2 separate regions of the Mus musculus genome follow, and region 2 is linked to region 1. The links are chromatin contacts, found by Hi-C or POLR2A ChIA-PET in ENCODE. All regions are on one chromosome and are shown on one strand. Each heading gives the region's core, a stretch centred on a gene start or an enhancer-like site at or near the end of the contact. The rest is flanking DNA. Distances are from core to core; before and after follow the strand shown.

Region 1 (2,700 bases), core at 150-2,649:
TGACTAACAGGGAGCTCTAGCCTGGCAGAGCCTGTACATCAGAAGCACAAAATTACAGTAAGTAAAAATAACTTCAGGGTCCCGGCAAATAACAAGCCTGGAAGAAAAAAAGTTGTTGGCAGGAGTTGCAGGTAACATAAATGAGGGTTGCTGACAGATTTCAAAAGGGAGAAGAGGGATGGCCTCTTCTAGGCGTGGAATACGCAGGGCAACTATAGAGCTGTAAGAACTCCAAAAGGATTGCGGCACAGCAAAAAGCAGGGCAGAAGCCAACAGCTTCGAAGGTCTCAACAGGCCTGGGGGATGCAGCTCTTTTAAAACAAATGTCAACACTGCTACTTATTTTAATCACCTCAAGATAAAAATCAAGAAACATAAAATTGTAATCCATCCTCTGGCCTCTGTACAAAGCATGATGCATGTGCCACCCGTTCCCCCTCAAAAAATGAACCTAATAAAACACACACTGCGCTTCAAATAAAAGACTCGATGAAATAATACTTATTGCTTCGTAAAAGTAAGAATACATATTGCTACAGTAAGACAAGCCCAACTTTTCTAAATTAGTGCTCATAAATTAGGATCAAAATGAGAATTACAAGGATGAAAATACTAATGAAACGCTTAAAGGTGTCTTTATTTTGGACATGTGATACTGAGCAAATGTGAGTCATTTTAAGTGGGTTTATTTGCAAAATATGAAGACGTTATTAGGCAGGTTAGGAAAAGTCTAACTCAAGTTTAGCTCTTGAGTGTCGGTTAAAACCACCATTTGGGGCTTTTGTGACAGTGGACAGCTACACAGGGTCAACAGAATGCAGTGTCTGCTGTAAAGGAGGCAGCTTAGGTTTCTTCATACAAAACAAAGGAAAAATAGTGAAGAAAAAGAAGCTCTCAAGCAAGAAGGAATTACCATAACAGGATTCAGGCAGATGCTTAAGACACACAGCACAAGGGCTACAATGTGAAACTGCTGTGACCTTTGTGAAGCATCCCCCTGCCCAGCTTTCTAGGTACACAAGTTCTCCAAGCACCAAGATTCTCCTCTATTCCCAAGTACACGCCATTATCCCGGAGCCTGTCCTAAGCGGCTCCGAAGGCGTTGCTGGGCATGCGCATGTGCAGCCGGGTTTCGGGTCCGGACAGTGGACTCACTGTTCCCAGCTAGTCCCACCCGCCTGCTCACCTGCTTCCGGGTGATCCCGGGCCCAAGAGGGGCTCCCGCTCGGCCTCACTTCCCAGGTTCGCCATAATTCCAGCTCTCGCTAGGCGGCGCGCTGCCCACTCTCGCGACACCTGCTCCTTCTCCAGGCCCGGAGCTGTCAAAACACTCCTACGAGTGCGCTTGCGCGCCGTGAGGCCGGAAGCGGACCGGCAGCCGAAGGGAAATGTGAAGTGTGTGGGCCCTGCAGGAGGCGGTGGTGGCAAACAGAGAGAAGGCCGGAAGAGGTGGAGCAAGGCCAGAGCCGGCCTCTGGGGGCGTGTCCCGCGGACGCCACGCCCCGCCCCGAGGACGTCCTCCCTGTCAGGCTGGCTGGCAGCTCGCCTGCTGTTTTGTACCTGAGCAGATTCAGCTCTCTGCTGTCCGAGCTGAGGCGAAAGTCCGGTGCCTTAAGCGTGGAGAGCGGTGGTGGCCAGAGGCTTGGCGAGTTCCCCTTCAGGTGTGCCTCGGCGAGCGGCCTGTAAGTAACAGCCTCTGTCATCTGCTTACGTGCAAGGCGGCATGAAGGCAGCAGTGTCCTGTCCGACAGAGGGCGTTGGGGACCCCTGTGACCCAACCCTGCTGGCCATCAGCGCCTCACCTGAAAGGGACTGAGGATGAGGCTGATGGTAGGCAGCCGCTGTTATACCCCTGACTCCGCTCCTGAGAGACTTGGAAGTCGCGGCTGATGGCAGCCAGACACTGATGCCCCCGCCGGCTCCTCACTTGAGGGGACTGAAGGTCGGGTCTGAGGAGGCTACAACCTCGCTGGTTCCGGGCCCCAGAACCTCAACTTTGCAAAAAACCAGCCCCTAGGCAAAGCCTGCTTAGCTCCAACCCGCTGCTTTCAGCACCAGGAACATAAACACTCAACAGACTCAGATACTGTTGACTTCCTAGTCTCTGTCCCTGCCATTGGACTTGTCAGCTAATTGCTGCTAGAAGTCATCGTGTGTCTCCTAAAGTAATGTTTTCTTAACTATAGATAAGATTGTCATGTGATTTCATTGGATCACATCTCTCCTAGGACACGGGTAAAGCAGATACTTATCTATCTGATCAAGACCGGAGGTCGAGATAAGTTACCCGGAATCTCTCAGAGTTGGGGCCCAGTCTCAATTCTTGAACTCCTTGAACGCTTAGCGTTTGTCCTGCCTCAGGAGCTCTCTGTTGTGTGGTATTCCCATCTCCTCTCCTTTGATCTTTCATTTGTGATCATCTCATGTGCAGCCAATCAGGCATACCCTACTAGAGAACTGTTAAACTTGAAATGTCTTCTGTTAATTATCTTTGAATCCAATCCTGATTATTAGATACTTCATTGTATTCAGTCCTGCACATTTATCTATAGTAACAGAAACAAGGAGATTCTCGTTATTGGTTCCAAGACTACAGATGGGTAGAAAATAAAGTCCTTTTTTTTAACCTCAATATTCTTCCTGTGTTATGGTTGTCATTTCTAATCCCTGGACAGTTGCACAATTTGTGACTCATATGTA
Region 2 (2,851 bases), core at 215-2,714, 100 kb before region 1:
GTGGAAGCCACTGAGACCCAGAGTTCTGAGGGGCCAGAAGCATCCAATCCCTGCTCTGTGTGCGCACAGCCTGCTGGGAAGCCAAGGTAGGTGGTCTCCTAAGAAAGTGCTGAGTGGGTCAGAGCATGCCCCCTGCAGACTCTGAAGTCAAAAAAGATTCTTTAGAGACACTAGAGTTGGAACAATAGTGGCGTCCCAGTTGACTTGGTATAGTTCCTAAAATGTATTTTGTATTCATTATAGCAACAGCGGGGGCTATTGCCACACTTGCTGCTGCCGCCCTAACAGCAGTGTTAATAGTGAAGCGATTGAGTAACTTAAGAAGGAGCACAAATACGGACTATGAGAGTACTGAATATGCGGATAAAAATTCCGTGTCAAATTCCAAGGTGAAACAGGAAGCACACAAAAACTTGGACGAGCTGGAAGAGGGATTACACAAGGAATTGGATGAGAAGGGTCACCAGACACAGGAACTGGACGAGAAGGGTCAGAATGTACATGAAGAACTAGATAAGAAGAGCCCACAGATACATGAAGAACTGGACCCTAAGGAACGTGGGACACAGGGGCTGGATAAAAAAGAGCCAAATTCACACTGGGATGTGCATGGAAAGGACCAGGACCGCCAGACTTCGTAAGCATGAGCTAAAACTTGTTCAAGTGCACACAGGCAGCACGCCTCCTCACAAGGCAGGCTTCTTCTCTGAAGCTCCCTGGGCAAGCAGGCCAGGGCCTAGAAAACCACTTTTTCATGGAGGAAGGTGACAGGTTGGGACCGGGCGCAGCAGGGTAGCTCTGAGAAGCGGGCGACCCTGGCACCGCACAATGGGCACCACCTCACAGAGGGGCTGCAGGAGGAGCCTCAGCACGAGCCGCACGCGGGCGGCCCCTCGGGGCTGCGAGGCCGGCGGTGAGATCCCAGGCTGTGGCTCTCGGGGACCCTGGGAGGATGCGGGCGGCCAGAGCGAGCGGTGCTGCGGAGAGCAACGCGGAGGAGGGAGGCGCTGCTAGGAGGGCGGCGCTTAGAAGAGCGTCCGCGAGACACCGCTGCCCCGGCGTTGCCGGGAGACGGCTTCGCCCCCCCCCCCCAGGCGTCGCCCGACCGCTGCCCCGCCCCGTCCCGCCCCGCCCTGCCCCGCGGCTCCGCGGCCTCCCCTCCCTCTTTCCAGCTCTTTCTCGAACCTGCCACTCCGCAGCGAGCCGTTGCCGAGCGCTGACGGGAGCGGCCGAGGGCGAGGCCGCCCAGCCTCAGCCGACCGGTGGCTCGCGCCTCCCGGGGCCGAGCGCGCAGGCGCAGACCGCAGTAACTGCCGGTTGGGGGCGGCGAACCGCAGTGGAGACTAGGCGGCGGGCCGGGCGGAGGCGGCGCGGCTCAGGCGGGCGGCTCCACCTCCGCAGTTCCGACGCCCTGCCCTAGATTTTCCGATAGAGAGTGGGTCCTCTCCTTTGCTTCTCGCAGGAGTCGCAGCGCCCGCAGTGGGGACCCGCAGCGGGACGCGGTCTCCGCAGCCCGAGCCTTAAGCGGGATGTCGGTGGTGGGCATTGACCTCGGCTTCCTCAACTGCTACATCGCTGTAGCGAGGAGCGGCGGCATCGAGACCATCGCCAACGAGTACAGCGACAGGTGCACGCCGTAAGTGCCGCACGCCCCCTTTCCTGGGGTGGGGCCCGGGACGCCCCCTGTGACAGGTGCAGCGTCTACAGCCAGACGAGGAGGGCAGGGGCTTCCCTCTGGCTGCTCGGCTCGCCTCATCTCTGCTTGCCGCAGACATCCCTGACCCTGGGGCCCCTGCGTTGGGCTGCAGGAGGCCATGGGGGGGCCACCTCGGCATGGCGTCCTGGACAGGGAAGAAAGGTCTGAGGCAACCAGAGAGGGGTGACCTGGGATTATCCTGTACTAGGAAGTCGGCTAGAGCTCTGCATTCTGCCCTCCCTCCCCCATCTCCTGAGCGACAGCTTTCTCAGAAAAGTGACCCCTGGTTATTGCACACCTAAGAAAACGAAGGGCAGTTTTCCTAACACTAGAAGTCATTGGCTTTATTTATTTATTTATCTGTCTGTGTGTTTATAGAAAGGAGAGATGAGGTGGTGTCCTTGAGAATTTGAGATGATCTGACCAGTTTCCGGAGGGATTAGGTTAACGGTGCATTCACTATGAGACTCGGACAATGGGAATCTTAGCTGTACATTGGCAGTATCTTTCAGTTAGTGGAAATTGCCGTTGTTAGAAGCTACTACCCAAAGTGCGTGTCTACAGAGTGAATTGTTGGTGAGTCAGAGGCAACGATCCTGTGTAAACAGGATTGTGGAGTGTTTCCATTATGAACTCTTGATGAAAGACTATGTAGCATTATGTCATGGAAACGTGTGTCCACACGTTCACTTCTTTCTCCTTTCTGGAAAGTTTGTTGGCAAAGAACACAACTAATACTTGCACAAGAAAAAACTCTTTGTACACTCTTGTTCACCTATAATTTGATGAGGAAAATTTTGTTCATGTGTTTTTTTTTTTTTTTGGAAAGATGAATGATCCATACTATATTTTTAAATTAAACTAATTCAGCCAAGATCAGTGTAAAACCATCTTTAAATGATGAGGTTAAAATAGTTCTAGTAGTTTAAGAATGTGACAGTATGTTTCAGAGTAGCTTTAGTGAATACAGAATGCTTTGATTTCTTTCCAAATGTAGTCTGCAATGTTTTAGGCCTCCTCTTTTTCTAGATTGACCCATCACATCTCTATTGAAATTCTAGATAAACAAATGTGAACATTAGCCACATAACCACCATAATTCCAGGACCAATAATTTACTCATGATTTATTAATTTATTAAGTATATATTATGAA

The links. A loop is a pair of places that touch in the nucleus more often than their neighbours do. ChIA-PET counts read pairs that join two places held with the same protein, here RNA polymerase II (POLR2A).
Region 2: a map of left cerebral cortex shows a loop between it and region 1 (20-fold over the local background). The contact joins the promoter of Hspa4l here to the promoter of Mfsd8 in region 1. A Hi-C loop is called at or near these places in 1 of 37 maps with a recorded cell type or tissue (left cerebral cortex). POLR2A ChIA-PET finds 5 or more read pairs at or near these places in 1 of 5 experiments (Patski).

What each region holds. Positions count from the first base shown.
Region 1 is chr3:40,845,455-40,848,154 of GRCm38, forward strand. It overlaps Mfsd8 (major facilitator superfamily domain containing 8), which reads right to left and starts at 1,400. Exons shown (of 12, transcript NM_028140.5): 1 at 1,187-1,400. The coding sequence starts at 1,251. It also overlaps the pseudogene Gm2011.
Region 2 is chr3:40,744,149-40,746,999 of GRCm38, forward strand. Hspa4l (heat shock protein 4 like) reads left to right here and starts at 1,465. Exons shown (of 19, transcript NM_011020.3): 1 at 1,465-1,636. The coding sequence starts at 1,530.